4 separate regions of the Homo sapiens genome follow, and regions 2, 3 and 4 are each linked to region 1. The links are chromatin loops, found by intact Hi-C in ENCODE. Cell type or tissue: ovary. All regions are shown on one strand.

Region 1 (8,000 bases):
TCTTAATTATTATTATATGTATTAATATTAATAATCAATAGTATTTTTCCTGATATCCAGTGGGGAGAGGGTGATATTATTCCCAATATCATAGAAGGTGTACACCCCCCTATGACGTTATTTTTAACAGCCAGGGGCTAGAGGATGACATTACTCCAAATATTGCAGTGGGTGTACATCCCTTCTGTGATCTTGTTTCTAATATCCTGGGTGGGAGAGGATGATATTACTCCCAATATCGCAAGGGGCGTAGACCTCCACCGTGACATTGTCTCTAATATCCAAAGGTGGAGAGGATATTTCTTCCAATTTCGCACGGATGTACACCACCCCTGTGATACAGTTCCTAATATCTAGGCGGCGACAGGATGATATTAGTCTCAATATCGCTGGAGGTGTACACTCCCTAGTGATGTTGTTCCTAATATCCAGGGACGGAGAGGATGCTATCACTCCCAATATAACAGGGGGTGTACACCCCTTCTGTGACATTGTTCCTAATAGCCAGCGGGGGAGAGGAAGATATTACTCTCAATATCGCAGGGGGTATACACCCCCTTGTGATATTGTTTCTTAGATCCCGGGAGGGAGACGATGATACTAGTGGCAATATCGCAGGGGCTGTACACACCTCCTGCGATATTGTTCTTATCCCTAAGGGGAGAGCATAATATGACTCTCAATATCGCAGGGGGTGGACACCTCCTTTGTAATATTGTTCTTAATATCCATGATGGGAGAGGATATTACTCCCTGTATCGCAAGAAGTGCACAGCCTCCTGTGATATAGTTCCTAATATCTAGGTGCAGAGAGGATGATATTACTCCCAATATCTCACGAGTTGTAAAACGCCTTCGATATTTTGCCTACAATCCCGGGGGTGAGAGGATGACATTACTCCCAATATCAAAGGTTTACATCCCCCCTTGACGACATTCTTCCTAATATCCACATTGGGAGACGATGATATTACGCCCAATACCACAGGTGCGGTACACCCGTCCTGTGATATTGTTCGTAATATCCCAGGGAAGAGAGGATGATATGACACCCAATATCGCAGGCGGTGTACACCCTCCCAGTGATATTGTTCTTAATGTCCAAGAAGGGAAATGATGTTATTACCGCAGATATCGAAGAGCTTGTACTCCCTCTCCCTTCCAGGATATTGCTCCTAATATCCAGGGGAAGAGAGGATAACATTATGTCCGATATCGCAGGGGGTTGTACACCCCACCCCCGTGATATTGGTCCTAATATCCAAAGGTAGAGACGATAAAATTACTCCCAATATCGCAGGGGGTGTACACCCCTCTTGTGATACTGTTCTTAATATTTAGGCGGGGAGACAATGATATTACTGTCCATATCGCAGGGGTGGACAACATCCCTGTGATGTGGTTTTTAATATTCAGTGGGGGAGAGGATGCTATTAATTCCAATATCACAAGGGACACACCTCCTGTGACATTGTTCCTAATATCCAGGGGAAGAGAAATGATATGACTCACAATTTGGCAAGGGGTGTACACCCCCTCCATAATATTGTCCCTAATATCCAGGGGGGATCAAAATGATATTACTCCCCCTATCACAGGGGGTGTACAGTACCCCAGTGATATTGTTCCTTATATCCAGGGAGAGGGAGGATATTACCCCCAATATCGTAGGGGTGTACACACCCCCTGTGATATTGTTCCTAATATTTAGGTGGGGAGAGGATGATATCCCAATATCGCAGGCAGTATAAACCCCTCTGTTATTTTGTTGCTAATATCTAGGTTGGGAGAGGATGATATTACTGCCAATATCGCAGGAGTTGTACACCCCACCTGTGATATTATTCCCAATATCCAGGGGAAGAGAGAATGATATTACTTTCAATAGCGCTGGAGGTGTACACGCCCATGTGATATTGTTCCTAATATCCAGTGGGGGAGACTATGATATTACTGGCCATATCGCGGGGGTTGTGCACTCCCTCTGTGATGTTGTTTTTAATATCCAGGGGGTAGAGGATGACATGACTCTCAATATTGCAGTGGGTGTACACCAACTCTGTGGTATTGTTCTTAATATCCAGGGAGGGAGAGGATGATATTACTGTCAATATGGCAAGGGGTGGACACCCCTTCTTTGATATTGTTCCTAATATCCAGGGGGGAAGAGTATGATATTAACCCCAATATCGCTGGGAGTATGCACTCTTTTTTGATATTGTTCCTTATATCCCGGGGGAGAGTCTAGGTTATTACTGGCCATATCACAGGGTGTGTACACCACCACTGTTATATTGTTTTTTATTTCCAGCAATGAAGAAATTGATTATACTCCCAAAATGGAATGGGCTGTACATCCCCCATGAGATATGGTTCCTAATATTCAGAAGGGAAAGGATGATATTACTCCCAATGTTGCAGCGGGTGTATAATCCTCCTGTGATATTGCTCCTAATATCTAGGGGGGGTGAGGATGATATTACTCGCAGTAACGCAGAGGATGTACACCACCTCTGTGATATTGTTCTCAATATCCATGGGGATAGAACATTATATTACTCCCAGTATCGCAGGTGGTGTACATCCATGCCCCATGATATTTTTTCTGATACCCAGGTGAGGGGAGGATGATGTTACTCCCAATATCGCAAGTGGTGTACAAACATTCTTTGATATTTTTCCTGCTCTTTACGGGTTGAGAGGATGGTATTACTCCCAGTATCGAAGAAAGTGTACACGCCCCCTGTGATACTGTTCCTTATATCTAAGTTAAAAAAGAATGATATTACCTTCAGTATCGCAGGGGGTGGGGTGTACACTCCGCCTGTGATATTATTTCTAATATCAAGGGGAAGAGAGAATAATGTTACTCCCAACAGCGCAAGGGATGTACACAAATGGTGATATTGTTCCTAATATCCAGGGAAGGAGATGATGATATTACTGGCCATATCGCAGGAAGTGTACACCCTTCTGTAATATTGTTTCTAACATTCAGTGGGGGAGAGAATAAAATTGATCCCAATATCGCAGAAGGTGTACAGACCCCTTTGATAGAGTTTTTAATGTACAGGGAAAAATAATAATATTATGCCCAATGTCGCAGGGGTTGTAACCCCCCCGCCCCCCACTGTATATTCTTCCTAATAGGCAGCATAGTAGAGGTTTATATTACTACCAATATCGCAGAAGGTGCACACACACCTGTGATATACTTCCTAATATCCAGCGGGAAAGAGGCTGCTATTACTTTCAATATCGCAGTGGGTGTACATCCCCCCTGTGGTTTTGCTCCTAATATCCAGGGGGGAAGAGATGATATTACTGACAATATCACAGGGGGTGTACACCTCTTCTGTGATATGGTTCCTGATATAAAGGGGGAAAGTGGATGATATTACTCTTAATAACGTAGGAAGTGTACACCCACCCTGTGATTTTGTCCCTAATAACCTCATGGGGAGAGGTGATATTACTCCCAATATTGCAAGGGGTGGACACCCCACAAGTCATATTGTTTCTTAAATCCAGGAAGGGAAAAGATGGTATTACTACCAATATTCAAAGGATGTACAGAACGCATTTCTTATTGTTCTTAATATCCAGGTCGAAAGGAGATAACATTACTTTTAATATAATAAGGGTGGTACACCCTGCCTGTGATATGATTCCTAAAATCTAGAAGAAGAGAGAATGATATTACTTCCAATAATACACTGGGTGTGCAACCCCCTTTGATATTGTTCCTAATATCTAAAGAAAGAGATGATGATATTACTCCCAATACTGTAGAAGGTATACACCGTCCTGTGATATTGTTCCTAATAACTAGTGGGTGAGGGCATGATATTATTTCAAATATCGCAGTGGCTTTACACCCCTTCCGTGATATTTCTCCTAATTTCCAGGGGGTGGAGTACGAAGTTACTCCCAATATAGTAGTGGGTGTACACCCACGCTGTCACATTTCTACGAATATTCAGGGAAACACAGCACGATAGAACTCCAAGTCTCGCAAAGAGTGTACACCATTTTGTGATATTGTTCCTAATAACCGGAGGTGGATAGGATGCTGTTAGTTTCAATATCGCAGGCTGTGTACACACACACTGTGAAATTGTTTCTAATGTCCAAGAGGGGAGAGAATGCTATTAATTCCCATATAGCAAGAGGGTGAGGCACACCCCGCCATATGGGGAGTAATAGGACCCCCCCTCCCTCCCTGGCTACTACGAGCCACATCGCTGGGGTGTGAGGCACCCTCCTGCCATATGGGGATTAATAGCGTCCCCCTTTCCCCCCCGACTATTACGATCCACATCGCAGGGGAGTGAGGCTTCCCCCGCGATATGAGGAGTAATAGCACCGCCCTCTCCCCCTCAACCCCCCGGCTTTTAGGATCCACATCGCAGGGGGGTGAGGCACCCCCGGCGATATGGAGAGTAATAGCACCCCCCTTCTCCCCCCCCCCCCCCCCCGGCTATTACGATCCACATCGCAGGGGGGGTGAGGCAGTTCCCGTGATATGGGGCGTAATAGTACCCGCTGTGCGTCCTGGTGGCTCCGGACCCGGCCCAAGCGCGGCGGGACCTCCATCCGTAGCCCTCTCCCCCAACGTCGCCCTCCCGGGGTCCTTGTCTAGTCTCAGCAGGCGGCAAACGGACCCCAGGCGTCTGGCGCTCACCCAGGAGACTGCCCAGCGGTTTCTGGAGAGAGCGCTAAGCGGAGACGCCCGCTGGCAAGCAGATCCCGCCTCCTTCCCTGGCCAAGGAGCCGCCCCTCCGGGGTAGCTGTGCGCTGGGCGGCGCTCGGACCCCTTGGCAGCCGCAGGTGCCTCCCCAGCCCAGCCCAGCTCAGTCCAGCGCAGCCCAGCCCAGCCCAGCCCGGCGCTCGCAGCCTCCGCCGCTTCCGGGCAGATAGGTGCCTTTTCTTGCTCCTTGCTCTTGGAGTTCTTCTCTTAGTCCCTGTTCCCTGGATGAAAGCATCGCTCCGAGCCTCATGGGAGGAATGAAGGAAGAATCGAGACTAGGTGAGTGGTGGTCTAGATTTAACGAATAATAACAATAAACCTGCATACTAAGGGTACTGTTGGGAAGCTAGGAAGTGCAAGGAGAAGAGAAGACAAAGGCTGCTGATCAAGATAACTCACAAAACTAAATGCAGGCTAGGGCCAATTCCAGCTATTTTGCACTCCATCCAGGTTCCCCTGCCTGGCACTGACTCATGTGCAGACCCAGACAGACTTCAATAAATATTTGCTGGGTTGAGACAAGTGAGTGGAGGTGTTTCTGCTTGTTCTCCAGCATCTAAACAAGCAAAACCTAGCTGCCTTTGATGATTGCTTCATCTCCACAAGGACTTTTTCCCCCAGGACTTAAAAAATAAAATGTGGTGTATTCACACAACGGACTGCTATGCAGCACTTAAAAAGCTAAAATCAGAGCTGTAGGGATCAGCATGCCTGTACCTAGATTTCAGAAGTATGATGGCAGATAGACACAGCAAGATGCAAAATATATCCACTCTCTCATGCCATTTAGGTGACTTATTTTAAGACACTTGTCATGTTTGTAAAATCATAGAAGGGGGACTGTAAAATGTTTATCACATCCGTGATTGTGGCTGTCTTTGGAAAGTGTGAAAGGGAAATCAATTGGACTTTAGGATTAAGGTGGAAATAATATTTCCCTAAAATGCTTTAAAAATAAAAATGATGATATAAAGATGACCAAATATAAACAATTGTTAACTGAGAGTGTTATTAACTTGGGCATTTTTCATGTTTTTGCCCCCTATTTTTAAAATATTTCTTAAACTAAGAAGTTCTGTTTTTCAAATGCAAACAAAATAAGTTGTGTCTATGCACATTCTGTGACAATGAAACCTAAAATGTTTAATCAAAAGTTGCAACTTTCTTGCATCACCTCCTATGTTTTCCAATCCTAGAAGACCACACCTCTTTATCTAGGGAGGCTTGGTGGTTAGAGAAGCTTACCTGTTGACAACCCCCAAATTACAGGCCAAAGATGAAAGGTTGGTATTAGGGAACTATTTCCCAGTTAATAATCTGATAATCGGCCAGGTCAGGGTAGACTCTGAAAACTCCCTGTGTCCCTGCAAGACAAATTTCTCCTCCTTTTACATTTCATATGCTTTGGATTTTCATTTTCATGGATGGTAGCTGTCCTCTTCACATCTCAAAATGATGCTTAGGTAACACTGCAGACCTAGTGCCTGGAGATCAGGAAGGGCTGGGGGGTTGGTAAAAGAGAGTCCTACAGCTCTACTGGGCTCTTCAGCAGAATGGAAAGGACATGTCTCCATTTTCCTGCGAGAGAAAGGTAGATTTCTTTCTGAATATGAAAAAAAAAATCTAATTTGGTTATCCACATGGGAGAGAAAATGAAAAATAATTTTAAACTGGATTGTGTATGTTAGGTGCAATGAAGAAGATACTAAACGACCACCCAGTGGTTCCATCTGCTTCCCCCTTCCACAGACACACACAAAAATGGTTCCCTGTTTGCATATTATCTTCCCACTAAAAATCACTTGGTCCGTGGTGAACAAAATTGTGTGCACATCAGAATGAAATTCTGAAACATGGAAAATTGCGATAATATTCCTTCCTCTTTCTCTTTCTGATTCGACAACTTGCAAGGTCAGTGCTTGGTATATCTTATGTTGCAGGATGACAGGCTACTTGAGAAAAACCTGAGGTGTGAAGAAAGATATAAGAATGACAGGACTGGGGTGCATTGTGAAAACTACATGTACTCAGGTTTTAAGCACAAAATAAAAGACAATGTAGCCTCTGCCTGCAGTTAACAACTGCAAATCCTTAAAATTAATGTTCTCCCGGCCAGGCACGGTGGCTCAAGCCTGTAATCCCAGCACTTTGGGAGGCCGAGGTGGGTGCATCACAAGGTCAGGAGATCGAGACCATCCTGGCTAACATGGTGAAACCCCATCTCTACTAAAAATACAAAAAAATTAGCCGGGCATGGTGGCGGGTGCCTGTAGTCTCAGCTACTTGGGAGGCTGAGGCAGGAGAATGGCGTGAACCCAGGAGGCAGAGCTTGCAGTGAGCCGAGATGGTGCCACTGCACTCCAGCCTGGGCAACAGAGCAAGACTCCATCTCAAAAAAAAAAAATTAATGTTCTCTTTAGGACCATTCATCTCTTTCTAGTGCCATCAGTGGTTCAGTCCTTACACTATCCCTCATTTGGATTTTAAATGCAATAATAAAGCACAAAGACCACCCCATTTGCTTCTCCCTAACTCACAATAAAACACTCACAATAAAAAGTGCATCCCACTTACTTCTTAACTCCCTTGTCTGCTGGAGTTAAACTCTTTTTGATTTTTTATCCTGGAGAAATGGTTGAGTTCTATCTTCCTGGGTCTCAATAATTCCACTGAGCTTCCATCAGCCACCTGTGACCACCTACCCCTACTCACTCCCTCTCTCATACCATTTAATTGGTTGCTTCCTAATTAATGACTCTCTTTGCTCTCTATTTAATGATTCTTGCTAAAGTCCATAAGGCACTTTGCCAGCAGTTGGTTTTTAGTATGAAAAGTAGCATTTCCTTAATGAGTCTGAGTCTGCCTTCCAAATGAAGGGTTTACTTACATTTTCCTAATGGGAAAACGAGCTTTTCTTCTACACTTCCTTAGGGGTTTCATAAGTTCTTTTTCAATAACTCATCCTTAACACTTTCTCCAATTCTGCCTGTAATCAATATTCCCTTCACATGTAAAGAGCTCAGGAGGAAATCAACTATTTTTTTAAAAATACGCAATAAGGAAATTCTGCTACTCTTAGAAATAGCAGGAGCTAACATTCATTCTTTGCATATCATGTGCTAGGCATTGTGCCAATTACCTTATATACATTGTCTCATTATATGTATCCATGACCATATATGTGCTAAGCATGAAATTTTCTTAAGCCAGATAGCTGAGTAGAATTTTAAAATATTATTTTGTACAAAAT
Region 2 (8,000 bases), 140 kb after region 1:
AGCTCAAATATCACCTTCTTGGTGTAAGTTCACATAACACTATCTTTCCTTCATAGCATTTTTCAGTTTAAAATTATACCCAGCATTTGTGTGATCCTTGGTTACGTACCATTTTCTTCTTAGCTTCATGAGGGTAGGGACCATGTCTGACATGTGTTACCATTGTATTCTCAGCATCTAACACAAAGCCTGAGAAGTGAAATTTGACAAGTATTCAAATAAATGAGGTCCACAGCTTTCATCAGATTTTCAAGGTACCCATCTTCATCAAACAGATGAAGAACAGTTATAGCGGGAGGTCAAAAGTGTATATTGAGTGATGATACAAAACAAGAATGAGGGGCCCAAGAGGAATGGGCTTGGCCTTTTTTTTTTTTTTTTTTTTTTTTTTTTTTGAGGAGAAAATTGCACCAGTTGTGGCTGGTAATGGAAAATAGCTTTAGTGGCTAAGGAGTCATCATTTGTGTCTCTTGTTTTTGGAGTCAAGTTCCTTATTTTGGAATAGGGACATTGCATCAGTAATGTCAAAGACATAGAATGGGGGATCATTTTTCATAAGCAAATTCTGCTTAGTTCCAAGACAGCCCTGCTTCACTCCACAAATTACACCCTGAGGTTGCATGGTTGTCATCTTCAGAAGCATTCTCAAGTGGGACTGACAATGCCTATTTGAGCCACACAATTGCTGTGATGTTGGCTCAGGAATGGTTAAGGGGGCAAAAATCTTTTATCTCAATTAGTAAAATCTAGAACTATAACAGTTACTTTAGTTACACCTTATCTATGCCGCCCCCAATGTATTTTAATTAGTTGTAAAAACAGCTACAATTCTTAGTAGGAAATGAGTTCTACTTGTGAAATGTATCAACATTTGTCACCATAGGTTTTCTACTAGGTACTTTGTATAAATAGCCTCCCACTAATCCTGATTACAATCGTATGAAATACATTATTACCACTTTTTTTAAACACATGGGTAAACTAAGATTTAGAGAACAAATTTGCCCTTAGTAAGTAGAGGAGTCAAGAATCAAAGATATATTTGACTTAGTAGGACAAGCCATTTTTACTCATCACATTGCAGAATCCTACATACTGTTCATTCTAATAATGTATGATCTACATTGTTTATGGGATTAGGGATAGGGGACACTGTCTATTTTCCTTCAGTCCTACAGTTGAAAGCATTTAGAGGGAATTTGTATGATTTTTTTTTGTCCTTCTATCCTTTCTTATGGCCTTGATGTTTGCATTTTATTGGCAGCTACTCGAACCTAATCCAGACCAACGATTTTCTCAGTTATCTGATGTCCAGAACTTCCCGTATATGAATGATATAAACTGGGATGCAGTTTTTCAGAAGAGGCTCATTCCAGGTTTCATTCCTAATGTGAGTCAATCCTAACAAAGCCAAATAACTCCCATTCAGTGCGCATTACCCGGTGTGCCAGATTCACACATTGTCTCATTAGATAATCACACCAGTGTTGTTAAGAGAGCCCCAATTCCCATTTTACAGATGAGAGAATTGAGACATGCACAGGGTAAGTTTGTCACCAAAGGTCACAAAGCTAGCAAGTAGTCAAGCTGGGATTCTAATCCAGGTGTATTTGCGACTGAAGTTCTAGCTTTTAACCACTTTTTATGGTCTGTTTTTATTGAAAGGAAGTCCTAGTTCCCCAAATAGTCATTCTCATGAATCTGCTGGGGTTTTTTTTAAGTTTTCTTTGATTCTAAAGATGCAGAAGTTTGTGTCCCTAGAGATCTGAGTCAAAGAATTGAAAATTGTTGGAGTTGGGGTGAGGAATTTATTTTAGCATTTGCCCCTCATCCTTTGTTTGTTCTGTCTCAGGGATTTATATTTGTAAGGACTGATAACCAAAGACATATAATTCCCATTGGATGGATAGCCAAACCAATGGACTTCTGTGGTCTACTGCATTATGCTGGTAAGAGCCAGAGTCCAGAAGCTTAGGCCAAAGGTCCCAAGTGAGGCCACTAGCTCCTTCTCTCTGCCTAGAACTGAAATTATATGTTCAGTTGTAGGTATATTGGGCAGAATAAGAGGCTTCTAAAGGGGCCTGTAGAACCAATTCAGTTTTCTGTTTTGGCTGTCATGGCAGCTCAGGCCTGCAATCTCAGCACTTTAGGAGGCCGAGGCAGGAGGATCAGGGGTTCAAGATCAGCCTTGGCAACATGGCAAGACCGTGTCTCTACAGAAAAAGAAAAAAAAATTAGGCAGGCGTGGTGGTACTTGGGTGTAGTCTCAGCTACCTAGGAGGCTGAGGTAGAAAGATCACTTAAGCCCAGGAGTTTGAGGCTGCATGAGCAGTGATTGTGCCACTGCACTCTAGCCTGGGTAACAGAGTGAGACCCTGTCTCAAAAAAAAAAAAAAATTACTCTTAAGCCCATATGAGGCATTTGCTGTGGGAATGTGAGAGTGTGATCCTTCATGTACACACAGCAGGAGGCATGCTCCAATGAGAGGGTAAGGAGAAAGTACAAAGTGAGAGAAAGGAGAAAGCAGGGTGGTGGAATTGTACCTTATGGAGCAACAGGAGGGTAGGTCTGAGTTCTTACCTCTCCGCTTTGTGGGGTCCATTAGGGGCAACTTGTACCATAATTGACACATGACACAATGAAGGTCTAGGCACCCCAACTCTTGCTTCCCCCTCCTTCTATGTGTTGCGTCCCTGCAATTAGCCATCAATGCTGGCTCAAAAGAAGTTCTACGTTATGCTTCTCTGACTTTAGTGTGAATCGGAATCATCTGGGAAGCTCATTAAAGTGCAAGTTCTTGGACCTCACATTCTGAAATTCTGATTTGGGAAGTCTGGTTGGAGAACTGGGAAGCTGAGCAAGCAACTTAGGTGATTCTGAGTTACATGATTATTAGAGCGCACTTTCGGAAACATAACCCAAAATTTATTTTCCACTTTAGAAAAATAACTGTAAGTCGGCTTTTGTTTTTACTCATTGAGGCCTAATTGAGAGTTTAGAAAAATAAACGAAGAATATGAAAAACGATGCTGGCAATAAATAACGTAAAACTTAGAGTGGGAATCCCAGTGTATTATTCATGGACTGCTCCGTTAAGACTAAGTATTATTTTCCGTATTAGGTCTGCTGTGTTTTTCAGAATGATACAGTAATCTGAGGATTGAGCCAACTGTCTTCCTTGCAGAAAGGCAGGCTGAATTGTGATCCTACCTTTGAACTTGAGGAAATGATTTTGGAGTCCAAACCTCTACATAAGAAAAAAAAGCGTCTGGCAAAGAAGGAGAAGGATATGAGGAAATGCGATTCTTCTCAGGTAAGCAGGTCCCCACCAAACTCAGGGTCATGGGTATCCCCATGATGGCTGCAATATCTTCGAGAGCTTCTACTGGGAGGTCATTTCAGCTTCCTGCTTTTGCTGCTTAGTGAAATAGGAGAAGTAGATCAGCCGGGTTTCTAAAAGGGCAGACCAGAGCTCCTCTGAGGATCCTAGCAGCAACATTTTACTTGTAGGCTTTCCGTCTAGAGTTCTGCCATTAACTTGACTCAGTTATTTCTCTCTTCCAGTTCTCAATTCAAAATTTACAAATTTCCTGGGAGAGGAACTGTCATTGGCCAAGCTTAGGTCAGGGGATGATTCATAAAATTATGGTAAAGGGGCAGGTTTCAAAGTACACACATGGTTGTTTTGGACCTCACTCCTGCTTTGAGGAGTTTCTGGGAGCAGCCAACCCTAGAGATGATGTCTGTTCTTTGCCACAAGCAGAATTTTATGATATCAAGCCTCACAGAAGAGTGTCTGTTCACAGGAATGACGGAATTCTAACATGGTGGAGCACTATTGCTGGATTTCAGGCTGAGTTAAATTAACTTTGTAACTAAGTATATTATTCTCTGTCAGAGTCAGAGCTCAGATTTCAGTGAAGTAACTTGCAAACACTCAGTAGGATTTTATACTCACATGTGGCTCTATGAATTATAATGATGATGAAGTAATAAAGTTACTTTGCCTCTAAAGGTCATCTATCTATCCACACGACCATTTCCATTCCTCCATCAATCCCTGCCTCCCTCCATCCATTCATTTAGGCTACTTTTTTTTAGTAGCTATGATCTGCCAGGTCCTGTGCTAAAGACTGGAGTGAGAAATGATTGAGATATAATTTCTATACTCAGTGCTGTCCCTTTTCTCAAAGATTGTGTAGTCTTGTGGTAAAGATGGCTCTGCAAACAAATAAGTATCCTCCATCTCCTTAATTTCTCTAGTAGTCAGGGGCCACTATATATTTCAATGGACAATTAACCAACGTTCACATCTCTGTCCTGTTTGATCACAGAACTGGCTTCTCGTCAGATTCCCTTCAGGAAATATTTTCTAGGACCCTCCAAGGAATGCTTAGCTGTGCTGCTAACCCGTCTTGCATATTGCTTGTCTCTGAACTGTCTTCTTCCCAATGGTCTGTTCCTCATGATCATGTCATAACCAACCCGCTTCTCCAGACTTGCTCCTTCCCCTGACCTAGCAGAACTTGGCTCAAGGTGGATACAGGCCTCTCTGATAACAGGACCTAACATGTGATAAAAACCAAGAGATCCTTTTTATTACAAGTTTTTAAAGTTTTAGAAATAACTGAGCAATTTAGGAATAACTTTTGACCATACGTACCATGCTCAACATGATCTGCCCATCTTTCCTGCCACATCCTTGTACTATCCCACTCTGACCCTCACTTAAAACCCTCCAACCTCACAGGCCCTGCAAGTGTCTCACTCTCAAGCACTGAACCTTTTGTTCTTCTTCAAGGCCTTTGCCCTTGCTCTTCCCTGTTCCTAGAATGGTCTTCCCTTTCATCTTCACATAGGGGGCTTCCTCTCATTCTTTATACCTTAAATATCACCTTGTCATTTCTGTTGTTGAATTATAGGATGTTTTTTACATATTCTGGATATTGGACCCTTATCAAATATGTGAACTGCAAATAGTTTCTCCCTTAGTCATTCTACGAAGCCAGCATTACCCTGATACCAAACTGGACAAAGACATCACAAAAAATGATAATTACAAACTGACATCTGTTATGAATATAGATGCAAAAATCCTTAACATATTAGCAAGGTGTTCAGTTAGGCTTTTGACTTAAGATGTTTCTTCTTTTTTAATATTGGTGTTTATAGCTATAAAGTTCCTTCTGAGCACTGCCTTCACCTATCCCATAAGTTTTGGGATGCTGTGGTTTGTTTTTAATTCATCTCTAAGTATATTCTGATATCTCATGTGATTTCTCTTTTTGACTCTTTTTTTAAGAGTTTGTTGTTTAATTTCCACATTTTTGTGAATTTTCCAGTTTTCCTTCTGTTATTGATTCCTACCTTCATTCCAATTATTTCAGTCTTTTTAAATTTTTTGATACCTGTTTTGTGGTTTCCTTCCATGGTTTCCTTTAACTCTGAGCATATTCAAGACGGTTGTTTTAAAATCTCACTCTAGAAAGCTCAATGTTTGAGCTTCCTCAGGACAATTTCTATCTGTTGATTTTAAGTCTTTGAATGGCAATATTTTCCTGTTTCTTTGTGTGCCTTGTGATTTTTTTTCTGTTGCTATTGAAAACTCGACATTTAAATATGATAATGTGGTAACTCTGGAAATCAGGTTCCTCCTTTCTTCATGGTTTGCTATTTTTTGATTGTTGAAGGCTGTAGTTATCCATTGTTTAGCGACTTCTCCAAACAATGTTTGCAGAGATTGTCTGCTTTGTTGTGTCATCACTGAAGTTTCTGTTACTTTAGCCTGTGCTCAGCTAATGTTTTGACTGAGATTTAACACCAAGAGCATTTTTAAGTTGTTTTTCTTTTCTTAATTTAGTGTTCACTTGGTTCCAGTAAACCTTTGAGTGCTTTCCGGAGTTTTGACAAAGTTGGTTTTGACAGTATCTGCTTGTTTTTTTGATGTTTCTGTTCAGAGATGGGGCTTGGAACTGCTTACATCAGCATTTTTCTCTAGATTCTTCTAATCTTGTACCCCAGGTTCAAAAATAAAAGGTACTTTGCTTCAAAACAAAGAATAGTCTTTCTTCCAAGAAGAATCAGAAAGATTATGAACTATTTTTCTGATTCTTCACTCTATTTTCTCTCTTTTACATTAAGGCTTTTAAAACATGAGTCAATCTTACCTTATTATATTATTAACATGCTCGTTCATTCATTCATTCATTTATTCAGATGACTGTAAAATTCCTGCTTTGTTAGGAAATATTTCTGACTAGGTGGTTAATGCTATGGTTAGATACACAAAGTGCTGTGGGAATTGCTCACTGGACCTGAGTGAAGGGTTAGGATAGGCTTTCCAGAGGAGGCAACATTTGATCTGGTTCCTCCAGATTGAGCAGAGGTAGGTGAGCATACAGGAAAGGACAAGAGCATTTCAAGGCTGGCACATCTCAGGGCACAGGCAGATCTTAATGTTACAGAGGAAATAAAATGACAGGTGGTTTCTGATCATAGGAATTACCCATGCTGTGTTCAAAAGGCTTGTGACATTACTCATCCTCCCTGCCTTTAGTCTTATCTAGAGCCATTCACTGAAGGCATTCCTTCAGCAAAATCTAACAAGAACATACACCATATCAGTATCATATTAGCTATAGCTTAGCCCCATTTCTGCCCCACTGTGTGTAGCTCAGAGTCACCTTGTTACTCTAGAGCCAAATTCATCACTGTTTAGGTACCACATTAGAAAAGAGTCAAGTGTTGGCAAGGGAATTCCAATCAAGCCACAAGCCTGGAAAAGGAGCTCTCTATTCTGAGCTCTCTGAGTTCTCTATTCTGTTTAATTGGTCTATGCGTCTGTCGTTGTACCAGTACCATGCTGTTTTGGTTACTGTAGCTTTGTAGTATAGTTTGAAGTCAGGTAGTGTAGTAGTGTAATAATGCCTCCAGTCTTTTTTTTTTTTTTTTTTTTTTTTTTTTTTTTTTTTTTTTTGCTTAGGATTGTCTTGACTATTCAAGCCCTTATTTGGTTCCATATACATTTGAAAATAGTTTTTTTTTCTAATTCTGTGAAGAATGCCAACAGTCATTTAATGGGAATAGCATTGAATCTATAAATTACTTTAGGCAGTATGGCCATTTTTATGATATTGATTCTATCTGGGAACCTGGAATGTTTTTCCATTTGTTTGTGTCCTCTCTGATTTCCTTGAGCAGTGGTTTGTATTTCTCCTTGAAGAGGTCCTTCATTTCCCTTGTTAGCTATATTCCTAGGTGTTTTATTGTTTTGTAGCAGTTGTGAATGGGAGTTCATTCATGATTTGTCTCTCTGCTTGCCTGTTGTTGGTGTATAGGAATGCTAGCAATCTTTGCACATTCATTTTATATCCTGGGTTTCAGTATTTTAAAAACTTACTTCAGGTGATTCTATGTGTGCAACCATGATTGAGATACACTGTTATAGAATCTAGGATGTGATAAACTAGAAGAACATAACTAAAGTTTTGCATTTTTCGGGTGTCTCAGTTTCCTCATTTATAGATGGAGTTGGTATGTGTACCAAGTTCATAGGCTTGTTCTGAGTAAATTAGTGCATGTAAAGTGCTCCACAGAATGTTAGCTGTTGTGATGCTTTACTTTCCATTGCACTTCCTGACTCCTAGCCTTTCTTTTCCTTGGCTCTTTTTATGCTCATGTCAGATGCCTCTATTGTTTCTTTCCCCCCAGAATATCCTCCACTTTATCTTGCTCTGCTCAACATCTTTAAAGTATAGAATCAACAGACTGCCATGCCACCCAGTCTGTCTGACAATTGAGGCAAATTCCCTAAGTCCTCTTGTTCTCCTTCTGAGATTTCCACCTGCTCTAACCCCTTCCAATATTTCAGATGCCGTCTCCAGCTATGATAATTTAATCAGTGTTTGCTCTGCTCATCCTTGATATGTGAGTCCTAAGATTTTAAGCGATCATTTCCCTTCTAAGTCATGTATGACCCATTAGTCCCTCCATTCTTTTT
Region 3 (8,000 bases), 130 kb after region 1:
CTTCTTAGCCTTCTTGATTTCAGGGTGAGCCACATATTTGAGGCCCAATAGGACCCAAATTTTAATCGGTGCATGATCTAAATAAGCGAAGAGTTTATCCATGAAGGCCTATGCATGCCTGTGTGTGTTGACTGATGAATGAGGCTACTGAGAGAGATTAGAAAATTAGAAATGTTTGCCTGCTGTGAGCAATCTAGCAACGGATGATAAACATCCATAAAAGTGTTTATATTTTTGATCCTGGTAATTCTCCTTTGGAGGAACATGTTGAGAAAATATAATACTAATGTCTCAGGGAATCAAACTGGTTTAATTTTTCGTGTTTTTCAGCACCTGAGATGTTCAGCTCCAGAAAAGGAGCAGGCTATTCCTTTGCTGTTGACTGGTGGTCCCTGGGAGTGACGGCATATGAACTGCTGAGAGGCCGGGTACTGTAGTAGCATTTCCTCTTTGGTTATTTTTCCAGCAAGTTCTATTTTAGAATGAAAGAATGTATTGTTTGCTAAGATCCAAGCAGTTCACTTGAAAGCTGAAATCAGCTATGCCATGTGATGTTGATAACACCCCTTGAGATTTCTGCATAGGTTAATTCATTTGTCCCGCATATGGGACCAACCATGTCAATTACCATTAAATTACACAGTTAAAAGTAAAGGAATAATATGGATATTATAAACTCCCAAAGAGGGGAAATCAATACACCTCACTAAATATCTTGTGTAAATATCTGTGTTTGTTTAAAGAAAGTCATTTTGCAGTCATAGTACAGGACTCTAATTCAGACATACCTCACCAAGGCTAGTGTGAATTATTAATACAACACAATTCATGCTCTGTCTTGTTGGATTTCTATCACTTGGCTCCTGGGTTCTGGGTTCAGTGACAAATTAGAGTCATTTCCTTTTAAAGGAAACATTTCTTAAACTAAGAATCTCTTTCCCAGAAAAAAGAGATGAAAAGAAAGCAAATATGCTGAAACATATTTTATACAATTTGTGCAAACTATTACATAATAGAAATACACTCCTTAGGTTATATCTCAGTCAGCTCTGCTTACCATAATAAAATACTGCAGACAGGATGGCTTAAATAACAGACATCTATTTTCTTGGTTATGGAGGTTGGAAGTCTGAGATTAAGATGCCAGAATGGTTGGGTTATGGTGAAATCTCTTTTTGGCTTGCAGATAGCAGCCTTTTTTCTGTGTCCTCACATGGCAGAGAGAGATCTTTGTCTTCTTATAAGTCTACTAATCCCATCACGAGGGACCTACCCCCATAAACTAACCTAACCCTTATTCCCTCTCAGAGGCTCCATTTCCAAATACCATCAAATTGAGGGTTAAGGCTTCAACATCTGAATTTTGAGTGGGACACAAACATTCAGTCCATGACATTCTATCCTTGACCCCTCCAATATTCATGTCCTTCTCATATGCAAAATACATACATTCAACAGTCCCAAAAGTCTTAACTTATTCCCATATCAACTCTAAAGTCTGAAGTCCAAAATCTCATCTAAACATCATAGAAATTGTGTATGGGTGAGACTCGAGGTATGATTCATCCTAAGGCAAAATTTCTCCTCAGCTATGTACCTATAAAAGCAGACAAGTGGCCAGGCACTGGCTCATGCCTGTAATCCCAACACTTTAAGAGGTAGGAGGCAGGAGGATTCCTTGAGCCCAGGAGTGTGAGACCAGCCTGGGCCACATGGGAGACCCTGTGTCTACAACACCTTTTTTTTTTAATTAGCCAGGCATGGTGGGGCAAGCCAGTGGTCCCAACTACTCAGGTGGTTGAGGTGGGAGAATCACTTGAGCCCAGGAGGTAGAGGCTGTAGTGAGCCAAGATCATGCCACTGCACTCCAGCCTGAGCTACAGAGTGAGACCCCATCATTAAACAAAACAAAACAAAAAACAAACAAACAAAAAACAAGCAAGTTATGTGCTTCCAAAATACAATGATACCATAGCTGTGGGATAGAGAATCCCATTCCAACATTTCAAAAGAGAAATGGGAAAGAAGGAAGGGGCATCAGCTCCTAAACAAGTCCAGAACATATCAAAGCAAATTCTATTATATCTTAAAACTCGAGAATAATCTTCTTTGAGTTGTTGGTTTGCCCTCTAGATCTACACAGGCATGGGAGCAATCACTCTCATGGCTGGGGATGGGGAGAGGGGACTTGCTTAAGTGGCTCTCTACAAAGGCACTACCCACATGGCTCTCTGTGAAGGCTCTGTCTACACAGCTCTGTTGAGTGGTGGTCCTGCCCTTCGAAACAGAGGTGGAGGCAACCCTGCTCCCCAAGCCAGTGCACTCTGGACCTGTAGTGGGAATGGCAGCCCTGATGATCTGTGAATCGCCCTCATGATCCTTCTTCCTTTTACTTGAAGGATAGCACATGTTCACAGCTGGATAGCATTACGGTCCCAGCCTGTAAAATCCAAGAAGTCTGACAGCCTTTCTCCATAAATTCAAACTGGCAGCATCTGCTAGTATAATCCCATCTTTATTTCTAGCTTCTGTTGTGATAACTACTTGATTGTTCAGCTACACTCTAGTGTGCTCTTCAGAACAGGCTTGCTCATTTTCTGCAATATGGATAGAAATCTTCAATTTCTGGTTGCTTTTTGCTTAATTATTTTTTCTTCAATTCAAACATTCCCTTTAACATTTTACTATAAGCAGACAGAAGGAACCAAGTTACTCCTTCAAAGTTTTGCTTAGAAATCTCCTCGGCTGGCCTGGTGCAGTGGCTCATGCCTATAATCCCAGCACTTTAGAAGGCTGAGGCGGGCAGATCACCTGAGGTCAGTAATTCGAGTCCAACCTGATCAACATGGAGAAACCCCATCTGTACTAAAAATACAAAATTAGCCGGGCATGGTGGTGGATGCCTGTAATCCCAGCTACTCAGGAGGCTGAGGCAGGAGAATCACTTGAACCTGGGAGGTAGATGTTGCAGTGAGCTGAGAACACAACATTGTACTCCAGCCTGGGCAATGAGAGCGAAACTCCATCTCAAAAAAAAAAAAAAAAAAAAGAAATCTCCTCAGCTAAATATCTCATTTCATCACTCACAATTTCTACCTTCTGCAAAATAGTAGAACACAGTTCAGACAAGCTCCTTGCCACTTTATAACAAGAATCACCTTTCCTCCAGTTTCCAATAACATGTTCCTCATTTCTGTCAGACCTCACCAGAATCACCCTTAATATCCATATTTCTAGTGCATACATCCACAGTCTTCCAGCTCAATAACTAGTTCCAAAGTCACTTCCACATTTTAAGGCATTTGTTCCAGCAGCATTCCAATTCTCAATACCAAAATTTTAGTCTGCAATATCTGCCTTCACAAAATACCACAGAATTGGTGGCTTAGGCAACAGAAATTTATTTTCTCAGTTATGGAGTCTAGAATTCTGAGATTAACGTGCCATCATGGTTGGGTTCTGGTGAGGGCTTTCTTCCTGACTTGCAGACAGCTTCTTTCTTGCCCTCACATGACGGAGAGAGAGATAATCTCTTTCTCTTCTTTTTGTAATAAGGCCACTAATCCTATCCTGAGGGCTCCACCCTTATGACCTAATCTAACCCTAATTACCTCCCAAGGGCTTCATCTCCAAATACCATCATATTGAAGGTTAGGGATTAAATTTAGAAATTTTGGGGGGATACATTCAGTCTGTAACAGGTTGTATACTCTCAAGGTCCCAGTGATGGATGCAATCAGTGATTCCTCTAAGACCAAAGAGTTGAAGACCTGACTTTAGGAGCTTGTTTATCCCACAGAACTAAAGAATTGGGTATCTCAAGTCATCATCCAGATACTGCAGCTCTCCTCTCCTAACTTTTTGGAGTCATTCTTTCTGCTGCTGTCAATAGCCCTCTTCTTTGGTCCCACAACACACCATCATGATTTCTGCATTAAAAATGCCATCTCCCAAGTAATTAACCTATTCACAGTAAGAACAGTTGTTAGAAGTTGGGGTTATTTCATCATGGTCCAATGGCTTTATCTTGCTCAGGAAATCAAAGATGAGTGTTTCTAAAGCAAAAAAAAGGAGGATCTCACAATTGTATCTGTTTCATTCACTCTGCAGGGTCCATTTTACACCCAAACATTCATTAGTTCATTGTTTGTACTCCTGCCTTTCCTGAGGAAGTCATTGTAGCACTATTTCTTAAGTATATTCAAATTTGGATAAGTTAGTCAAATTGATGTGAAAGGACCACCCTTGTAAGCCAAATGTGTAAGTCCTACATAGGGATATTACCTGTTTTTATCTCCTGATGGGCTTTTTTTTTTCAAGTTTCTAAATAAATCCAGTGAACAAGTAGATACGCTACTCATGATTATATAGGAAAACAGAGAAGAGAAACATACACTTACTTAAAAGTAGAAACATATCTGCTCTTTCCCACTTCACCCTTAATTTTTTTCTCCCCAGCCAATTTACTCACCTTCTGTGGCTGTGCTTCTGTGTTAGACCCTTGCTAGCTGCTTCTGGGGTTCAGAGCAATTGTGCTCTGCCCTCATCTTTTATGACACACCTAGCAAAACAGAAGCAGAGGAGCGAGTTGAAACAGACAAACGACTATCTGTTATTCTTCAAACATGCCTAGGATTGTATTTAACTATCACCTATCTAAAAGAGGTATTCTCGCCTGCCTGGAAAGAATTTTGCTAAGAAAATTGTTTCTCTTCTTCCCATATTATTTTACCTCTATGCTAGTTCCCTGTGATTTGATATGTCAACTTTGACAAATTCATTTTTCTAAAGCACAGATATGACCTTTTTTGTTAAGAAAAAGAAACTACTGTTGCTCCCCAGTGCTACACACACACACACACACACATACACATACACACCCTTCACAAGCCTTATCTGCACCCCCGCCCACTCCCCACAACAAACTTCAGATGTCTTAGCTTGGCATTCTTCGGAATTAGGTCAACGTTTCAGATTTTGCTTCCATTTGTGTATTTCTGACCCTTCATGAACTCATTTTGGCCTCTTAGAACTTCTTCCTCTTCTCAAAGCATCTCTTGGGTTTTTTAACCTCTTGTTCCTTCGCCTATAAAGAGAGTTTCCAAGGCAAACCTTGGTCTTCTTTAAAAATCACTCTGCGTAAGATTTGAAATCACTAAATGAAGTTTTAATAAAGGATATATCTTCATTGCAGGGCTTTTCAAAATCTTTATAGCCAAGTATTTTGGTCATTTCTAAGAAAGGACACACTATTAAACTATTCCAGTTCGTGTTGGGGAGGTTTTTCTAGATCTCTTTATATTCAAATTCTATTCATACTTTATCACCTATGACAAAATAGCACTTTCTCTAAAGAAACATTCTCTGACCTCCCTATCTAAAGTGATCCGAATCTCTTCCAAACATTTATTTACTTTATGTATCCTGTGAATCTTTGGAATCTAAGCTTATTAGAAAATATAGAAAACCACGAAAATGAAAGCAAAAATCAGCTGTAGTCTCTAAGGCAAAGAACATTTCCAATTAAGAAATTAAACTCCCTTTGACTTTTAAACCCCATCTTAGCAGTTTGTTGCATTCACTTCCAACTTGTTTCTGTTCTCATAAGGATACTCTATCTTCAGATAGATAGATATAGATAGATGTGTTGTTTTAGCAAAAATAGAAGTATGTTTTACCTTGTTGAGCCTTTTTTTTTTTCATTTCATAAGATAAAATGTACAGCTTTCTAGATCAGAACACCTAAATCTATTTTCTTTTTAAGGATTAAATCTATAGGCATATCAATTTTTATTTTTTATCTCTTGTATATTATTAGGTTGTTAATTCATTAAAGGTAAAGTATGTATCTTATATAGGTTAGTATTATTCACAGTATTTAACTGTTTTTTTTTTCCTCAGGAGAGTCTTGCTCTGTCCCCCAGGCTGGAGTGCAATGGCCCAATCTCGGCTCACTGCAACCACCCCCTCCTCTGTCCAATCAACCCTCCCGCCTGAGCCTCCCAAGTAGCTGGGACTACAGGCATATGCCACCATGCCTGGAAATTTTTTGTATTTTTTGTAGAGTTGGGGTCTTACCATGTTGCCCAGGCTAGTCTTGAACTCCTGGGCTCAAGCAATCCACCTGCCTTGGCCCTGCAAAGTGGTGGGATTACAGGTGTGAGCCGCCGCACCTGGTCACAATATTTAACTTTAAATAGGTATATAATACATGGTTATTTTCACTCACATCCATGTGAAGAGACCACCAAACAGGCTTTGTGTGAGCAACAAGGCTATTTCACCTGGGTTTCAGGTGGGCTGAGTCCGAAAAGAGAATCAGCGAAGGGAGATAGGAGTGGGGCCGTTTTATAAGATTTGGGTAGGTAAAGGAAAAAGGGGGGTTGTTCTCTGGTGGGCAGGGGTGAGGATCACAAGGTGCTCAGCGGGGGACGTTTTGAGCCAGGATGAGCCAGGAGAAGGAATTTCACAAGGTAGTGTCATCAGTTAAGGCAGGAACCGGCCATTTTCACTTCTTTTGTGGTGGAATATCATCAGTTAAGGCAGGAACCAGCCATCTGGATGTGTATGTGCAGGTCACAGGGGATATGATGGCTTAGCTTGGGCTCAGAGGCCTGACAGTTATTGAATGAATGGAGAAACAAATCACTTAGACACCTTCTAGGAAAAAATGACCAACTATGCTACCTGCAATTACGTTTCAAAATGTAGCTTATCTGAAGAAAAGGAAGTAACATTTAATTACAAGCATCAATACAACTCAAGCACAGAGGAAGTGTGCTAAACAATTTCCTCCATACGTACAAATTTTTATTTACAGAAAAGTATATGTCTTAATGAGAAAATGTGCTCGAAAACATTCTCATCATTTCTGAGTTTGGTTTCAGTCTTAATGAATGTGTCCCTTAACTATTAATCTGCTTTGTCATCTCTCTAACTCCCTACTATCTCATTGCCATTGCAAAGGCAAAGGTCCACATCTTTTATAGTTTCATATTATCCAAAAGTGTTAACTTAGGATAGATGTGTACATAGTTTTGTACTCATTGTACATGCTTAGCTGCAATTCTTTTGCCTTTGCACTTCTGAAATACAACCATATTCACAACACATCATTTGTTCCCTTATAACATTTCACCTTTTCCACTTTGTTTATTCTCTATATGCTCACTGTTAGTTTAGATGCTGCCTTAGGCTTTTATGATATATACTGTGACTGCATACTGTAATTTTTCTCTATAGCATGTATCCCATTTATTTAAGTGTGTGTGTGTGTGTGTATACAGTCTATATAATAAATTTACATGCTTCCTTAAGTAGACTGTAGGCCCCACCAACATAGAAACCATATGTGTCTTGTTCTTCATTGTACCCTCAATGCCTAAGAAAGGTGCTGGAACATGGTAGGCATTCAATAAATAATTGGTAAATAAATAAATATACAATTCTGGTAGTTGATTAATTCAAATTAATTTTAAAATTTAGAACTGTAAAAGTAAATTAAAAAATAAGATAAAGACAATGTGATTATTTTTTAATAAACCAACAGGTCATGGAGATTTTAAAAATTAAATTCAGTCATATGGCCTTGTAAAGTAACTAGAGAAAAATGTACACACTTAAACCAGCTGCTTGTGGCATTCATCAGTTAATTCATTTGTTTATAAAATCATTTTATTTTCTAGGTGGCCCAGAAACAGTAGGTTGAGAAGCAGCAATGAATTAAAATCAAGAAGAAACACAGAAAAAAGTAAAAACACATGTGCATACACATATAAGCCTAGAAGCTTGAGTATACTAAGCCTAATCTGATTCTTAATGATAAACATGGTCTGAATCATATGGAGTAACCTAACCCTTTGGCTACTAAATTACCAATAAACATTGATAATGGTGATAAAGCATCTAGCACTCCTTTACTGATATTGAGTTAATGAGTTATTTCTACTATATAATTACCAAGACATATGATATAGCTATGGTCCTTTATTTAGTGTTGA
Region 4 (8,000 bases), 340 kb after region 1:
ATCTGATTTTTAAAAAATCCTTACTAATCTCTTAGTAGGTATGAAATATTTTTCTTTTGTGGGAGTAGGGAAGATTTCAATTCCTTTTAAGCTTTAATTTCCTGAGTGTGTTACAAAGTGCATTGAATTATATTTGACATATGGAGGTTCTAAAGCCATGTCAGGCTTCTATTAACATATGATAATAGAAAGCAATAGGAAGTCCAGCAATCTGTGAGATCCCATGGCCCTTCCACTTCCTCCCCATGGCTGTAGGCACACCGCCCATCTTCTGTGAGCTTCACTTTCACCACTCCTAAAATGGGGATGAAATATCAGCCTGGACTGTTGTTCAGATTGCTATGACACTCAAAGGAGGTAAAAACTGTGCTGAGTTTTTAAAATTATAAAGCTGGCTAGATCTGTAATGTGGTTTAGCTCATTACTGAAATATTTAGCAAAGTAAACCCTGTGACAAAACATCAAAATTAACATTTTAATTTTTTATTAATACTGTATTATCATATTGGTGGCCTCGAGATATAGATAAAAAGAGGACAGTGTGGTCAAAAGCTTCAGCTAATGAAACAGAGCAGGAAGTCAAATATAAAAAGCCTAGTTGTCAATCAAGGTTCTAAGGCATTTTGAAGTTAATGTTCAGTGTTTTTGCATTTTTTTTTTCTGAAACCTTAGTGGGCTGAATCTCTCAATGCCTCCTTTCTTAGCGCTATGGTCTCTGAGAACAGGAAATACAATAACTCAACTTATAATTTTAAAGGCCTTAATTTTAGAGCCAAAACATGGTCCCACAGGCTCTGGTCTCATCATCTATGAAATCTGATACTCCACTGTATGGGTATAAATATATATGTGTGTGTGTGTGATTTGAAGTTTACTGATTCTTACAGTTTAACATCAGGTTCTTCTGTTAAGTTCAATTAAATTATTTACATGTATTTAAAAATAGAATCTATTTTGGAACTCTATTTCTCTAAAAGTAGCATCAACTCTTTCCTTTTCTATCTGTATATGTACACCAAAAGATGTCTAGAATGCTGTCCACCTAATGATAATCACGATTATTTCTGTGTGGTATGATTTTGGGGCAAACTTTGCTGTCATCTACGTATTTTCCTATATTGCTTGAGGGTTTTTTAATATAGCTTTTTTATCTTAAAATAGTTATAAACTCTACAGTAAGTTGGCAAATTAGCACATAGTGCACCATACCTTTCACTTAGCGTCTCCCTATGGTAACAACTTAAGTAACTAGAATAAAATGGCAAAATCAGGAAACTGCCATTGGGACCGTGCAAACTGCAGACTGTATTCAGATTTCACCAGTTTTTCCATGCACTCATTTGTGCTGTTACTCCACCTTAACTCTACGTATTCCTTTGTAGCCCTGCTATGAGGGGTGGGGTTGGGTAGGGAGCATATTGAACTTGACAGGGATAAACACACACCTGCTTTGAAAAGTCACACTGTTTGTCATTGGCCGGAAGTAACCTCATCCTTCCAAAATTATTGGTAGTGATGTGCCTGAGCTGGCTTGTGTCAGTCCTGGAGGCCATTTGTTAAATATTTAGGAATTTTGTCATTGGTAGTTTGAAATCAGCTATGGTGAAATAATTACCTTGAAGAAATCTGCAGAGTATAAATCAAGCCCCCCACCCTCGCTTCCTAGAGCCTGTTTACCAACACAATACTCTTGGTACGACATTTACAGTTGTCCTGGTTAATCCCCGTTCCCCATGTGCCTCTCATCTGGGTCTCTCAGTAAAACATATTTCCCTAATAGGACATTCCCTTATCATACATGATGCTTCTTTTCCTTTCAGGGTTTCCAAATAGAGCAGCTAAATAATTTAGTAAAAAGGCAAGGCTTTCTGTTAATGGATTCTAATATCTTATTATATGATCCTTCTGGGTAAATTACCTCCATTTTGCCCAGGGACTTCCTGGAATATAGATACATATTTAACTCCAAGACGACATTTGAGGATGTGTGTGTTTGCGGGGGTAGCGATTGGGTAGAATCCTTTCAGCCCCCCTCAGTTCCCACCAAGCAGGCAGCTGTTGATCTCACGCACACTCAGGGGCCTTCACTCCTCCTGGTCCTGTCCCTTTCCTTCTAGAAATGCCAGAAATGCAGGGACTCACTGAGTCCCTTCTGTTGAGGCAGATCACGGGAACTGGGAAAAGAACCTTGGTTTAAACTTGAAAAGGAAGTAAAAAACCTTAGGGATTCTTTGTGGATAACAGTGTGGATTCATAACCTTCTAGGTAGTGAAGCGCCATATCCTTTTGTCTTTAGTGAGAAAGACAGAGCAGTGAAAAAGAGGGAAGTGAGCTATGTTCCCTCTTAATCCTTAGTACATTAATTGGAACAGAAAAAGAGGAAAACAAAAACAAGACAAAACGTTCCTATTCTCTATCCTCCCCTTGTCTAAAAGTGTTGCTAACATTTAATAGATGTGTAGATTAGCTCTTACATGTGTAGCCTATTCCAGGTGTAGCCTGTTCCAGGTGCATGGAGGAATATTAAAGACATTTATTAAAGACATTTATATTAAAGACATTTATGTCTGGAGGCAAAATTACACTGGCAACATAATAGTGAAATGAACATAAGCTTTGGAATCAGATCTGAATTCGGATTCTGACTTGGCCACTTATTGGCTGAATAAATCTGGGCAAGTTACTAAACTTTTATTTGTTACTTTCTTCCTTAGTAAATGCAAATTTGTTAGGAGCATGAATGATAATGATTGGGCTTCTACCCTGTACCAGGCATTTTATGAATATTTTAAATAATGTTTTAATTTAATTTAATTCAATCCTTACCATAAGCCCAGATTATATTATTTTTATTTTATGGATGAGAAAATTGAGCCTCAGAGATGTTCATTAAGTCGATCAAGGTCATATAGCTAATGGGGAACAGAGCTGGGATTCAAACATAGTATTCTAAAGCCTATATCCTCAGATCACTCTAGAGGCCATATAGCCAATTTAAAAATGCATGAAAAATTTTTATACATCGTAGGGACTCAGTCATTGTTATATTGTTATTTATTTAATATATAGTGAATTATATGTTAGTTATATTGATAATTATATTAAGATATATTATATAGGATTATATAATAAACTTTAATTATTAGTAGTAGTATTATTTTTTGAGACTGGGTCTCACTCTGTCACCCAGGCTGGAGTGCAGTGGTACGATCTTGGCCCACTGCAACCTCTATCTCCCGGGTTCAACTGATTCTCGGGCCTCAGCCTCCCAGATAGCTGGGACTACAGGTGCCCACCACCATGCCCAGCTAATTTTTGTGTTTTTAGTATAGACAGGGGTTTCACCAGGTTGGCCAGGCTGGTCTCGAACTCCTGACCTCAAGCGATCCACCTGCCTCGACCTCCCAAAGTGCTGGGATTACAGGTGTGAGCTACCGTGCCTGGCCGGATTATATAATATAAATTAATTTTATTATAATATAAAATAATTACATTGTTATTTTTAGGGAAAGTTCACTAAACTTGAAGTCAGATGATCTGACCCAGGTCTTGGCTCAACCATTTAGTAGCTCCACCAGTAGGCAAGTCACTTACACAGTATTCTCTCTCTCTGTTTTTGAGATGGAGTTTTTGCTCTTGTCACCCAGGCTGGAGTGCAGTGGAGTGATCTCAGCTTACTTCAACCTCTGCCTCCCGGGTTCAAGCAATTCTCTGGCCTCAGCTTCCCGAGTAGCTGGGATTATAAGGCTGTGCCACCACGCCCGGCTAATTTTTGTATTTTTAGTACAGACAGGGTTTTACCACGTTGGCCAGGCTGGTCTCAAACTCCTGACCTCGGGTGATCCACCAGCCTCGGTCTCCCAAAGTGCTGGGATTACAGGCATAAGCCACTGCACCCATTTTTTTTGTTTGTTTGTTTTGTTTTGTTTTTGTTTTTGTTTTGTTGCTCAGGCTGGAGTGCAGTGGTGTGATCTCGGCTCACTGCAACCTCCACCTCCCAGACTCAAGTGATCCTCCTGCCTCAGCCTCCACAGTAGCTGGGATTATAGGCGCTTGCTACCATGCCTAGAGACAGGGTTTTGCCATGTTGGCCAGGCTAGTCCAGGCTGGTCTCGAACTCCTGAGCTCAAGGGATCCTCCTGCCTCAGTCTCCCAAAGTGCTGGGTTTACAGGCTGAGCCATGGCGCCTGGCCCACTTACATAGTTTTCTCATTCATATTCAGGCATGCCTGCCACATTGTAGTTGTTCAATAAATGTTTGGTAAAAAAAAAAAAAAAAAAAAAGAAAGAATGAAAAAATGAATATTCTTAAGGTCCTTTTCAGGTCTTAAAAAATGACTCCTGTTGTGATAGTGACACACGAAAAATTAAACAATTGATGATCAAATGAAAAGTTAATTGTCAGTGATGTCTGAGAGGCGCCCCAAACCACAGCGGTTTTTCTACAGCGACGCCCTGTGGTGTCGGTGAGTACTGCGAGGGCTAGCTACTGCAGGGCCTGGTTCTCGGCATTTTTGCCTAAGATTTGTTTGTTCTTCCTCTACAAACTATTAAGCCAATCCTGAACAGGAAGACTTTTTTTTTTTGGTTATTTAAATAAATCACTGCTTATTTACTCAACGTTGCAGTGCTCTTGGTGATGATGTTTTGCTTAGCTTTTTCAGAGAGCACCAGGAATCAGGGGAGGATGATGAAGGCAGGGTGTCTGGGTAAGAGGCATCCTTTCATGCTCCTGTTTTTTCAGGCTTTATACGCTCGTATTATCCTTCTGCACTTTATCCCTTTATACTAACAGATGAACTGAACAACATAATTAATAAAAGTGTGATTTATTGAGCCTTTACTATATAGCACACATTGCAACTTTTTGTGTGAATCCTGTTACATATCTTATTTAATTTTCTCAACAGCCTGACAAGGTAAATGGTATGATTATCCCATTTGGGGGCAGATTTAAAATGCTCAAGTCGCTTCTTCAATGACACATACCTAGTGGCAGAGATAGAATTAGGACCCAGTCCGTATGTCTCCTATATACATATTGCCTCTTGTAACAGAATAGAAAGAAAAATAGATCAGAAGGAGTAAAAGCCAGCATCACTGGATCTCTGCTTAATTTCCATTTGTAATTAAAATAAAATTAAAGCACCTGGCTTATTTTGAATGGCGCTTTCCCATAGCAGCCCCTAATAACTGAGGAGGTACAGCACTAAGAAGCAGGGATCCTTGGTCAATTACCGAGTGACTTATAAAATGCCGTTTATGGTTAGGAATGGCAGACTAATGAAATAAAAGCTTATCTAGCTAATGTTTTGTAAGAACAAGAAGAAATTATTGCTGTTTTTTCATTCTTGGGATTCTTGGGCGGTAACTTTTTGTTAAATTGTCTTTTTTTTTTCTTTAAAAATCCCTTTAAGAAACATAAAATGTTCCGGCAAAAATATTTAAAACATTAACAATATTATTTTAAAAAATCAAGGTCATCCACACAATGGGAAAAACTCTAGACACAATAACATACCTTTGCTTGTCGGTTCTCTGGGGAAAACTTGTTTCAGAGGTGGGGAATTAGGGAGTGAATCTGATGAACTGCCTTGACCTCTTTTATCTGGCGTCTGACCAAGTCTGAAACTATTTGGAGGTCGCTAAGTTTCGCTGGGTCTTTGTATTTGGAAATGAATTTGCTGCCTGCGGCGAAGAAAGCAATCCAGCCTCCCTGAAATAAGGAGAGGCTACAAAACCCGAGATAGTGAACAATCATGCCGGAGGAATGGACAAAGCAATGCTTATGTTTAGGTTATTACTTTCATATGGATGTGGGGAATTGAAATGCAAAACCAAGGGGCATCAAAATATCACATAAAATCAGCTTTAGGTTTTCCTTGAGCTCACACTTTTTTCCCTGGACTTGTGGAAAAATGCTACCCTCCTGTGGTCAGACAGTAGAATACAGAAAAACAGAGACCTTTGACCAGGAAAATAAGGTGAAATTGAACAGGGAATGTGGTGATCTATTCGTAAGTGTTTTCTGAAGAGCTTATGGCTTATCAAAAAGACACCTTCAGAAAAGAAAAAAAAAAAAAGAACAACAGAAAGAAAGGAAAGAATAACAAAACAAACAAAAAGCTAAGAATAACAACAAAATTACTTTCCAATAAAATGGCCCAGTTAACCTATTTCCACCTTCATGGGGACTTCTCTGAGCATTCAAACAAGAAGCAATTGCTCCCTCCACAATTCAATACATAAATACTAGAATTAAAATAATACACCAAGACTCTGCTGTGTGCTAGGACCTGTGCTAGGTGCTGGGAATGAAAAGCTGACAAAGGAATATCTCTTCCCTCAAATAACTCAGATTTCATGGGGCATTAAGTGGAAAGGGACAGAACAAGTAACTTTATTTATTTATTTATTTATTTATTTTTGAGACAAAGTTTCGCTCTTGTTGCCCAGGCTGGAGTGCAATGGCACGATCTTGGCTCACTGCAACCTCCACCTCCCAGGTTCAAGCAATTCTCCTGCCTCAGCCTCCCCAGTAGCTGGTATTACAGGCATGCGCCACCATGCCCAGCTAATTTTGTATTTTTAGTAGAGATGGGTTTTCTCCATGTTGGTCAGGCTGGTCTCGAACTCCCGACCTCAGGTGATCCACCTGCCTCGGCCTCCCAAAATGTTGGGATTACAGGTGTGAGCCACGGTGCCCGGCCTGTAACTTTAATATACATGGTAAATAGCATGATAGGTACACATAGAGTGCGAGATCAAAGAATATTTTGTTCTGCTCTTAAAGAAGATGATGGCTGAGTCTTCCAGTAGCAATAAGATTTAAACAGGTAGCTGGGCACGGTGGCTCACGCCTGTAATCCTAACACTTTGGGAGACTGAGGCGGGTGGATCATGAGGTCCAGAGTTCGAGACCAGACTGACCAACATGGTGAAACCCCCATCTCTACTAAAAATACAGGAGTTAGCCGGGCATGGTGGTGGCACACTCCTGTAATCCCTGCTACTTGGGAGGCTGAGGCAGCAGAATCACTTGAACCCAGGAGGTGGAGGTTGCGGTGAGCTGAGATCGTGCCACTGTACTCCAGCCTGGGTGACAGAACGAGACTCTGTCTCAAAAAAAAAAAAAAAAAAAAAGAAAAGATAAAAAGATTTATCTAGACAAAAAAATAGGAAAAACATTTCTAGACATAAAGAGCAGCATATAGCAAAAAATCCACAGCATGAATTTGCCTCAAAGCCTGCATAAATACCAGCTCTTTTGACCTGCCAAGGTCTAAGTGTATGTGTGTGTCTGTTTGTGTTGGAGAAGATGGGACAGTGTCACCTGTGTGTTGCGGGAAGTCAGGGACCCCAAACAGAGGGATCGGCTCAAGTCGCAGCAGAAGAGCATAATTTGTGAAGATTTCATGGACATGTACCAGTTCCCAAAATTAATACATTTATAATTTCTTACACCCGTCTTTACTGCAGTCTCTGAACATAAATTGTGAAGATTTCATGGACATTTATCACTTCCCCAATCAATACTCTTATATTCCTATGCCTGTCTTTACTTTAATCTCTTAATCCTGTCATCTTCGTAAGCTGAGTATGAATGTCACCTCAGGACCCTGTGATGATTGCATTAACTGTACAAATTATTTGTAAAACGTGTGTTTGAACAATATGAAATCAGTGCACCCTGAAAAAGAACAGAATAACAGCAATTTTCAGGGAACAAGGAAAGATAACCATAAGGTCTGACTGCCTTTGGGGTTGGGCAGAATAGAGCCATATTTTTCTTCTTGCGGAAAGCCTATAGATGGATGTGCATGTAGGAGGAATATCGCTGAATTCTTTTCCCAGCAAGGAATCCTGGGGAAGGAATGCATTCCTGGGGGTAGGTCTATAGATGGCCGCTCTGGGAGTGTCTGTCTTATGCGGTTGAGATAAAGACTGAAATACGCCCTGGTCTCCTGCAGTACCCTCAGGCTTACTAGGATTGGGAAATT

What was found. A loop is a pair of places that touch in the nucleus more often than their neighbours do. Peaks named below come from ENCODE experiments on the same cell type or tissue, not always from the same donor. Only the 100,000 strongest peaks of a DNase experiment are listed, where the experiment ranks them.
Region 2: it touches region 1 in a loop (2.7-fold over the local background); 83 of 110 quality-filtered maps call a loop at or near these places.
Region 3: it touches region 1 in a loop (2.5-fold over the local background); 81 of 110 quality-filtered maps call a loop at or near these places.
Region 4: it touches region 1 in a loop (4-fold over the local background); 75 of 110 quality-filtered maps call a loop at or near these places.

What each region holds. Positions count from the first base shown.
Region 1 is chr5:147,230,171-147,238,170 of GRCh38, forward strand. It overlaps STK32A (serine/threonine kinase 32A), which reads left to right and starts at 4,856. Exons shown (of 13, transcript NM_001112724.2): 1 at 4,856-5,029. STK32A-AS1 (STK32A antisense RNA 1) reads right to left here and starts at 4,689. Exons shown (of 4, transcript NR_147190.1): 1 at 4,543-4,689. In ovary, no CTCF peak of the experiment used is centred here; DNase peaks (open chromatin) are centred at 4,272 and 4,881; H3K4me3 peaks cover 1,629 bases; H3K27ac peaks cover 1,624 bases.
Region 2 is chr5:147,371,905-147,379,904 of GRCh38, forward strand. STK32A (serine/threonine kinase 32A) reads left to right here. Exons shown (of 13, transcript NM_001112724.2): 10 at 1,265-1,390; 11 at 3,186-3,314. Among named protein-coding and RNA genes, the nearest start is that of DPYSL3, 130 kb to the right of the region's middle. In ovary, no CTCF peak of the experiment used is centred here; no DNase peak of the experiment used is centred here.
Region 3 is chr5:147,361,187-147,369,186 of GRCh38, forward strand. STK32A (serine/threonine kinase 32A) reads left to right here. Exons shown (of 13, transcript NM_001112724.2): 8 at 331-428. Among named protein-coding and RNA genes, the nearest start is that of STK32A, 130 kb to the left of the region's middle. In ovary, no CTCF peak of the experiment used is centred here; no DNase peak of the experiment used is centred here; H3K4me3 peaks cover 441 bases; H3K27ac peaks cover 571 bases.
Region 4 is chr5:147,572,684-147,580,683 of GRCh38, forward strand. All of the region lies in intron 1 of JAKMIP2-AS1 (JAKMIP2 antisense RNA 1), which reads left to right. Among named protein-coding and RNA genes, the nearest start is that of JAKMIP2-AS1, 17 kb to the left of the region's middle. In ovary, CTCF peaks have their summits at 4,464 and 5,909 (motif pointing left); a DNase peak (open chromatin) is centred at 4,458; H3K4me3 peaks cover 573 bases; H3K27ac peaks cover 1,591 bases.